3 separate regions of the Homo sapiens genome follow, and all the other regions are linked to region 2. Evidence: chromatin contacts called from ENCODE Hi-C or POLR2A ChIA-PET data. All regions are on one chromosome and are shown on one strand. The core of a region is the stretch at or near the end of the contact, and the rest is flanking DNA. Distances in the headings are between cores, read along the strand shown. Region 1 has its middle 8.3 kb from the start of SNORA7B. Region 2 has its middle 19 kb from the start of PLXND1. Region 3 overlaps IFT122 (intraflagellar transport 122).

Evidence for each region. A loop is a pair of places that touch in the nucleus more often than their neighbours do. ChIA-PET counts read pairs that join two places held with the same protein, here RNA polymerase II (POLR2A). Pooled maps may share reads with other maps.
Region 1: a loop to region 2 is called in a map of endothelial cell of umbilical vein, with 3 times the contacts of the local background. The contact joins two enhancer-like sites. A Hi-C loop is called at or near these places in 15 of 168 maps with a recorded cell type or tissue (B cell, CD4-positive, alpha-beta memory T cell, CD8-positive, alpha-beta T cell and 12 more), 32 of 37 single-sample maps with no recorded cell type and 22 of 50 pooled maps. POLR2A ChIA-PET finds 5 or more read pairs at or near these places in 6 of 52 experiments (BJ, GM12878, IMR-90 and 3 more).
Region 3: a pooled map shows a loop between it and region 2 (3-fold over the local background). The contact joins two enhancer-like sites. A Hi-C loop is called at or near these places in 2 of 50 pooled maps. POLR2A ChIA-PET finds 5 or more read pairs at or near these places in 4 of 52 experiments (GM12878, H1, HepG2 and 1 more).

What each region holds. Positions count from the first base shown.
Region 1 is chr3:129,387,581-129,390,459 of GRCh38, reverse strand. It overlaps the pseudogene RPL32P3. Among named protein-coding and RNA genes, the nearest start is that of SNORA7B, 8.3 kb to the left of the region's middle. RefSeq lists an enhancer at 847-2,046. Within about 2 kb of position 1,624, at least 3 of the 41 ENCODE cell types and tissues checked have a DNase peak (open chromatin) inside an H3K27ac peak, as active enhancers do; they include PC-9 and endothelial cell of umbilical vein, where a contact is called at or near this core.
Region 2 is chr3:129,624,588-129,627,599 of GRCh38, reverse strand. No RefSeq gene overlaps it. Among named protein-coding and RNA genes, the nearest start is that of PLXND1, 19 kb to the right of the region's middle. RefSeq lists a silencer at 463-792 and an enhancer at 2,045-2,654. Within about 2 kb of position 1,324, at least 34 of the 41 ENCODE cell types and tissues checked have a DNase peak (open chromatin) inside an H3K27ac peak, as active enhancers do; they include PC-9 and endothelial cell of umbilical vein, where a contact is called at or near this core.
Region 3 is chr3:129,460,026-129,463,004 of GRCh38, reverse strand. It overlaps IFT122 (intraflagellar transport 122), which reads right to left. Exons shown (of 30, transcript NM_052989.3): 5 at 1,701-1,777. Among named protein-coding and RNA genes, the nearest start is that of IFT122, 21 kb to the right of the region's middle. Within about 2 kb of position 1,729, at least 8 of the 41 ENCODE cell types and tissues checked have a DNase peak (open chromatin) inside an H3K27ac peak, as active enhancers do.

The sequences.
Region 1 (2,879 bases), core at 375-2,874, 240 kb after region 2:
TGCTTAGACTGAACTGCAAATGTCTTGACTGCTCTGGGCTCCTTAGTGCAACTCCTTCCCACAGAAGCCATCAGGAGCCTGGTCCAGGAAGCTCCTCTCCTACACCTGCCTTAAAAGGCCCAGCTCTGCTGGGGAGTAAGGTTCATGGGGGCCGTCCCAATGCAAAAGGGAATCTCTGCCATCACCCACTGCAACCACATGGTAGCCACTCTGCAGCCGGCAGGCGTGAGGCATGCTGCGCTAACATGGGAGGGCGGAGGCTCTGCCTGACTTCCCAGAAGCCCAGTGAGAAGTCCAGGACAATCAGCAGGTGCTATGGGAACCTTGGCTGGCAGGCACCATGTCGTCCTGTATGATCGGCAGGACCGGCTCCTTCCTGAAGACACCGATTCTTGGCGGCTCCTGACAAGGATTGAGAGGATTTGTGGGGGACAGCCCTGAAGCCCTGAGCCCTCAACTCAATGAAGGGATTGTGCTGGTGTAGACCCACAGCCATCCAGCTCTGTCACTGATGAAGGTCTGAACTGCCATACTCTGCCCCTTTGGTGTCAGCCTTAAAGGTCAGTTTTAGGTGAGTTTCAACCAGTGGCTGTAGATGGGTCCTTTGTTTACCAGTTTCCCCACATCCTGTCTGAGACCATTGCTAGTTTTTGTCTGCACCAGTCTTAGGGAAAACAACCTGGACACCGTGGGTGAGATCACCAGTGGGCTCCAAGCCAGAGCATGGGCCTGGGACAGGGTGGGTTACCTTGGCATACTCTAACATACTCAAACCTCATTTCTTTTGGGGTGATCAGACCCAACAGCAGGTCATGGGGGCGACGAAGTCCAGTGGAGTCCAAGGAATGAGAAAGACAGTTTGAGAGACAAAATGGGACCAGGGGGCTATCACAAGTGTGGAGGCTGCAACAAACAGGTGGTGAGGATGTGGGGGTTGAAAGGAAACGGTGTATCAAGTGAATGAGAAACATATGGCTACTTGAGAACATGGGAATGCTAGAAGCAAGGAGCAGCAAGTCTAGCAAACATGCAAGCCCTGCCTCAGCTTCTCTCCCAACACTCAGCTTTTCTTCCAACACATTTCATGTGCAAGGTTCTCGTGCCCACTCCTCTTGTACAGTTTGGCAGCCTCATGGAGCTTCCCTGGTAGGAAAACACATCTGCCAGAAACAGGTCATTGTTGGTCTCTCCCCGCTTCTTCCTCTCCTGGAAAAATTAGAAGCAAAGGAAATGGCCTCTGCAGCCATGGGCAGAAAGCAGCCTTTACAAAGGTTAGATGTGGCTATTTCAAGTGAGGCCCCTGGGCCTTCCTACTGGAACCTGGGCTTGGCTCCTGGCTGTTGTCTCTCTCCCCTAGGTTCCCGCTGGGAAGGCTTGATAACAAAAGCAGGCTTTTACCAGACAAGCAAAGATCAAAAAAAGATGCAAACCTTTGTTTGTTTAATGGAAATTCCTCAGGGTTGCTTTCCTGTGTATTCCAAAGCTATGACGGAATAGTTTGAATAGTGTGTGCTCTGACTCATCCATGACCCCTAAGCTCCCAAGATCTCCCAAATCCGCAGGCCCCGTTTGGCAGAGTTGTGGCTCATGGGGATGACAGAGCAGAATGTTTAGGGTTTCTGCCCAAGAGGGAGACCAATAAAATAGGATGACAAGTCTTACGATGTCCCTACTTCTAAAGAGAAGGTAAGAAATCCCGTGCTGAACATCCACTAGGTTCTGGGTATATACTTTATACACACATGGCCCCTTTATTCCTCTCAGTGACCCTCAGGGTAGGTCTCACTACCCAAGTGTTAGAGTGAAGGACGCTGAGACCAAGAAGAGGAACAGGTCAGGGTCAGACAGAGCTGGAATTTGGACACAGTTCTGTCTGACTCCAGATATTCCTTGTATCACACAATACTGTCTTCTGAAGCAAGTGATTGTCCCCAACACACACACACACACACACACACTCTCTCTCTCTCTCTCTCTCTCTCTCTCTCTCTCTCTCTCTCTCAGCAGAGCTGAGGATAAAGAGGAATATCCTGCACACTTCTTCCTTCTGTGTCAGGGAACATTTGCTTGTCTACAGCTCGAGTATTTGTAAACACTCAGTAGCACCCAAACCCTGAGCCCTAGCAGTTTCCTTTTGCTTGTTTACTAGCAAGAGTAGCATGTCGGAGGACGATGAGACATTGAATCAAACTCTTAGACAAGCTGGTGAAAGTTTTAACGACTGCTGGAGGCAACATGCTTCCACACTGACAGAAATCATCTTTCAAAAATCCTGCACATATCTCAGGCTTATGAAACAAACTAATTCCTAATAGTTGGAAATGAATTAAAAGCTTGCGGTGAGATAAAAGATAGATTTTGGCTGGATGTGATGACTCATGCCTGTGATCCCTACACTTTAGGAGGGCACAGCAGGAGGATCGCCTGAGCCCAGGAATTCAAGACCAGCCTGGTCAACATAGCAAGACTCTCTCTCTGCAAAAAAAAAGAAAAAAAAAAAAACCTCCCAAAAAAAAGGTTTTACTAGGCATGAAAATGAGTCCATTTCCATTCTAGGCCCCAGGATATCACCATGACCAATAAAAACAATCTGTGGCACTCAGCAGGTGCATGTCAACATGGGCAGGTTCTTTCTCCCCGTCAGCAGGACAAGAACATCTCCCCTATCCAAAAGGCACCCACTGAGGATCCGCAGTTCTCTGGAATTATGCTGAGCACCCAGATGTGTGCAACTAAGCCCTGAGCAGTCGATGTGGAGCGCACTTGAAGGCACTTCATTTTTTTTTAAGATACACTCTTAGGAGTTTACTTTAACCCACTTCCCAGCTCATAGCACACGAGGAGAGGCAGACATTTTAACCTTGGTAAGACCTGACAAA
Region 2 (3,012 bases), core at 75-2,574:
AGAGCCTCCAATGACCGCCCAAGCGACTGCCCTCCCTCCCTCCCTCCCTCCTTCGCCTCCCCATCTGTGCAATTGAACATTCATTCATTGCCGCGGACTCGAGGCTGCCCAGTCCTCTTCCGGACAGGGCCCTGAGGACAGGACCTGGCTATCCGGCTTCGCGGTGTGTCCTCAGTGCCTGGCCCAGAGCGGCCAATTTGGCGAGAGCAGGAATCTCTGTCCCTGGTTCCTTTAGTCCCCAGCTTTGCTCCCAAGTGACCATCCGCGAGGCAGCGTCCCCTCCTTGGCATCTGCGGCTTCTAAGACGCTCAAGGGCCCAAGGGGGTGAATGAGGTGTGGGCGACTAACTGTAGCCCTGTCCTCTGGGGGCAGCATGCTGCGCAAGTGATGCCCGGCCAGGGAACGGGGTGCTGGGGCCGCAGTCACCGCAACTTCTGGGTGGAGCAGCGAGGGCCCGGGGGGCTCGGGAAGCTGGGGGTGTACCCGCAGCCGGGGAAGCGGAGGCACAGGACCTGGGCCCAGGGCTCGGAGCCCTTGCTCCCTCCAAGCGAGGCGGGACGAGCACGGGCTGCGGGACCTCCGCCCCGTGCCCCCGCCCCCCTAGGCCGGCTGGGAGCTGGCCAGGGGCTCAGAGGTCGCACCTCTGGCCGCGGGAGGACGAGGCGGAGCCGGAACGGAAGCGCGGACAATGGGCCCTCCGGGGCCGCTTCCGGCCTCTCTCTGCGGGGCGGGAGCACGGGAGAGCCTGGGGCCTGGCCTGGGCGGGGCTCGGGCGCCCTCCCTGGGTTGCCTTCGCAGCACCCCAGCCTGGGCCCCTCCCACCCCTGCCGGTCAGAAAGCAGGGACCCGCCCCGCCCCAGCTCTGTCCCCAGGCTAAGAACCTGGCACAGGCTGGCGAGTATGGAACTGGGTTGTTTTTAAAAACTTTTATTCATTGAGTTATAATTTACATCAGGAGAAGTGGCCTCAGATCTCAAATGTGAAGTCTGGTAAACTTTGCACGTTTATACCCTGTAAATGCTCTGAACAAGACATGGAACATTCCCAGCAACCAGAAAATTCCCTGGTGGCCCTTCCCAGTCAGTCCCTCCCCCCAGCCCCAGCCCTAGCCCTGGCAACTACCCATCTGTGTCCCGTCCTGTGGCCTGGCCTTTTCCAAACAGCATGTACATGGGATCCTGCAGCGTGGAGCCTTTCCAGCCTGGCTTGGAGATGCATCCTTGTGTCGGAGTATCAAGAGGCTGTTCCTTTTCGTTCCATTGTATGGAGGCCTCCATGTGTTTACCTCTTCACCAGCCCAGGGACACTTGGCTTGTTTCCAGATTGCAGAAATTATCAATGGAGCTGTGACAAGCATCTGTACAGGTTTTTATGGACCTGTGTTTTAATTTTATTCCAATATCTAGACGTGGGATTGCCAGGATGCACGTGTCTACATTTGACTTTTTTTTTTTTTTTTTTTTTTGAGACAGTCTCACTCTGTCTGTCCCAGGAGTGCAGTGGCGCAATCTCGGCTCACTGCAAGCTCCGCCTCCCGGGTTCATGCCATTCTCCTGCCTCAGCCTCCTGAGTAGCTGGGATTACAGGCGCCTGCCACCGCGCCCGGCTAATTTTTTTTGTATTTTTAGTAGACACAGGGTTTCACCGTGTTAGCCAGGCTGGTCTCTATCTCCTGACCTCGTGATCCGCCCGCCTCGGCCTCCCAAAGTGCTGGGATTACAGGCGTGAGCCACCGCGTCCAGCCACATTTGACTTTTTTTGAAGAAACTAGCAAAAGGTTTTACAGAGTGGCTGCACCATTTCACATTTCACCCCTGCCCCTGTGGCTCCACATCCTCACCCACACTTGGTGGTGTCAGTCTTTTCTGTCTCAGCCTTTCAAGTGGGAGTAGGGCTGTCTCAAGACAGGGTTGACTGAGCAAAGAGCGAACTCCCACCCAGCGCCTCCCAGTGGTTTCCTGCCCTTCCCTCATCCTGCTCCCAGATGGAGGTGCAGGCAGTGGTCCCAGCCCCAGCTCTACCCCACGAGTCCCCAGGTGAATGCTCCACCCCACGAGTCCCAGGACTGAGCAGGCACGCACCTTCCTATGCTCAAGTCCTCCTCAGACACTGGAGCAGGGAGGCACTGGCAGAGTCCCCAAGTCCAAAGTGATGGGCTGTGTTTCCACCTGGTCCTACCTGCTTAGCCATCTAGCCTTCTTCCCAAACAAGCAGCCTCTGGAGGAATCACTGGAAGACAGATGGGGAAGGGGGCGGTGAACACAGGTGCTGCGTGGGAAGCCGAGGGGATGGGTGGCTGCAGCCTGTGCCCCCAGCAGGTAGGCAGTCCTCATGGTTGGACCACCCACATCCACGGGCCCCCCTGGAGGCCCTGCTCTGCCTCTGAGACCCTGTGACCCTGTGTTTTGGGAGATGGGGTGGCAGTACCAAGGTGAGCCTGACTGCCTTCAGCAAACCTTTACTGTGCACCTACTGTGTGCCGGGCCCTGCTGTGGCCCTGGAGACATATCCCCTGCCCTGGTGAAGGTCCATCCAGTGAGAGAGATGGATACTAGCCCTGATTGGCACTTTGGTCAGGGAGGGCCTCTTTGGAGGGGGATATTTGAGCAGAAACCTGAGGGATAAGAAGGCGGCAGCCCTGGGGAGATCTGGAAAGGGCATGACAGGCAGAAGGCACAGCAAAAGCACCGTCCTGGACCAAGCTCAGTGAGGAGGCCAGTGCTGCTGGAGCGGAGAGCCAAAGGGAAGCCTCGATGGTGCCTCTGCCAGGGGTCCCAGCTACTCAGGAGGCTGAGGTTGGAGGATGGCTTGAGCCTAGGAAGTCGAGGCTGCAGTGAGCTGAGATCGCAACACTGCACTCCAGCCTGGGTGACAGAGTCAGACCCTGTCTCAAAAAAAAAAAAATAAAGAAGTGGAGCTGAGGATTCAGATATGCAGGAAGTGAGGGAAGATCATGTGAGGACACAGCCAGAAGGCACCATCTGCAAGCCAAGGAGAGAGGCTGCAGCAGAC
Region 3 (2,979 bases), core at 480-2,979, 160 kb after region 2:
AAAGAAATGACAGTTTCATTGTTTATAACTTTGACACTGCAACCAGAGTATAACCTAGCATTTAAAATAACAATGATGCTTTCTGAAAATCTAGTTTTCTTTCATAGGTCTCAATCACAACACATGACTCTATCTGAGCTGTGCCTCTCCCATGGCACACTGGTCACCTAAGGCTTGCTCCCCCCTGTCCCAGATGCCCTGGCTCAGTGCCTCATAGCAAGTGTATGTCTAGACAACATAAGCAAATTCTTCTATTTGCCAAGTTGCGAAGTACAATCAAGAAGGTAACTCCAGTGCACAAATACATGGCCAAGTGCAACATCAAACAAGTTATTTTTTGCCTTTCCCCTGGTCCAGAACGCTTCCTCCAAACATTTTGACGTGTGCACATGTTATCTGTGTTCCACTAAGCCTGCCTGGAGCCCCAAGCTGGAAGAAACTCCTTCCTCCTGGGCCTCCTTCAGCAGTGCTTAGCAGAGCAGGCTCTGTATGCAATCACCTGGTCTAAAGTCCAAGCCCTGGTTCCTCCACTTACTAGCTAAGGGACCTCTACCTCTTTTTCATCAGTAGGGTGGGAATGAGAATAATACCTGACACCTCAGGGGCTGTCATAAAGCTCAAATAGAAATTCATTTCTAATCCTTAGAACAGTGCCTAGCACACTGCAAGCATTCAATAAATACTAGTACTTAATATTATATTTTTTTTAATCCCACCTTCTCCTAAGACCACAAGCTCCTTGAGGGTAGGGATTCTATTTTGCCTTTTTAATATTCCAGTGTAAGCACACAGACCAGTGCTTCACATGAAGAAAATGCTATAAAATATGTTAAACAAATGACAGGCCTTTCTCCATGTATTTATACAATTGGCTTTCAATTCCATTCTCTCTTTTGAACCTCAGAACCAGAACCGTATCAGTGAGACACAGTGAGTAGCATGCTCCTTTTAGATAAGGGAACTGGAACACTGAGAGGGATTAGGCCTCTGACTCCTCATCTAGTGACTTCATTGTATCCACTAGCAACGAACACAGACTGATAGAGCTGAAAACAGAATCAACCATTAATGGAAATAACCTACAAGCCTCTGCCCAATTTCACTCCCTTCCTCCCTCCACAGACATTTTACTGACACCTCTTTTGTGCCAGTACTACACCAGTGCTGTAATGCTGGCACGGGACCGTGGCCAGGATGAACTCCTCAAGGTGTTCAGCCCCTCAGGGAGGACAGCTACAGCCACCTAAACCAGTAATGACGACAAATTGCACAAGAAGTAGAACCGCAACAGTGAAGAATTTCACATAAACATAGATGTGGGTCAATACAAAGGTGAGGACAACTGCACTGTCTCTGCCAGGGTGAGTCAGGGAAGGCTTCCCAGAGGCAGCAACACCAAGGGAAGGCTTCCCAAAGGCAGCAACACCAAGTTATGCCTGTGCCCTCCCAATCTTGTTACCATTTCCTTTGCTGGGGCCCTTCCTGTAGTCTCTGATGTCTTACCAGAGTAAAGGTCACCATTCACTGTCTTGGTTTCCACACAATTTAAAGAATAACTGTCAGCCTCCCCTCAGCCATTGAAGGTAGAGAAGTAGTATTAACTCTCTCAGGATAAAATCACCATATTCTGAATGCATTTTAGCATTTTTAGCCCAGATTTTCAGTTATTCCAGGACAGGACATCAGGAATCAGAACGTACCAAAGTCACTGGAGGAACAAGATGCCAGTTGATGAGTAATAGGATTGTAGGAGACACATTGTATAGCATCATTGTGCCTGGGAAGTAAACAACTGTAGATTACTATGCAGCAAACCACAAAGATTTCAGTGGCTACAACTGAAGATTTTAATAATGAGCCCACAGCCTCTGACTTTAGACCACATGCTCTTCTGCAAGTGACCAACAAAAAGCACAGAAATTAATTCTCCTACTCCTAAAGAATTAATTCTCCTTCTCCTCACCCACTGTTTTCTTATTTGTAGAGATGGGGACTCACTTTTGGCCAGGTTGGTTTTGAACGCTTGGCCTCAAGCAATCAATCCTCCCACCTTGGCCTTTAGGTGCTTTATCTGTGGCTGTTACTCTTACTGTTTTGTGGAGGCCCAGAAATGGAAGATGGAGGTGCAATGAAGACATCACAGACCAAGATCTGGAAACATGACAAATCCTTAGACAACAATGAAAGCTGAGCAAATCATGTACCATGCAAGGCGTCTCAACCCGTTTTAGTCCTTCACTTGTGGGTAATACTTTACTTACAACTTCACTCATTCATTCATTCCTTCAAAAATTGTTTGTTGATTTGTACACCCATGTTCATAGCAGCATTATTCATAATAGCTAAGAAGCAGAAGCAACACAAGTGTCCATCAACAGATGAATGGATAAAGAAAATGTGGTCTATATATACAATGGAATAATATTCAGACTTAAAAAGGAAGGAAGCTGAGCCCAGTGGCTCACACCTGTAATCCCAGCAGTTTGGGCGGCCAAGGGAGAAGGATTGCTTGAGCTCAGGAGTCATAGTGAGACCTCGTCTTCATAAAAAAAAATAATAATAAAGAAAAAAAAGGAAGTAAATTCTGACACATGCTACAACACAGAAAGTAAATTCTGACACATGCTACAACACAGATGAGCCTTGAGGACATTACGTGAAATGAAATAACTCAGCCACAAAAGAACAAACATTGTATGACTCTACTTATATGAGGTATGTAAAGCAGTCAAACTCAGAGAGACAGAAAGTAGAATGCTGGTTTTCAGGGGCTGGGGGTAGGAGAGAAGGGTGAGTAGGTATTTGAAGGATATAGAATTTTAGTTTAGCAGGATAAAAGAGTTTGGGAGATTGGTTGCACAACAATGTAAATGTATTTAACATTAAACTGTAAACTTAAAAAGTAGTTAATATGATAAATTTTATGTCATGTATATTTTACCACAATTGAAAAGAGGCCAGGTGCAGTGGCTCGTATCT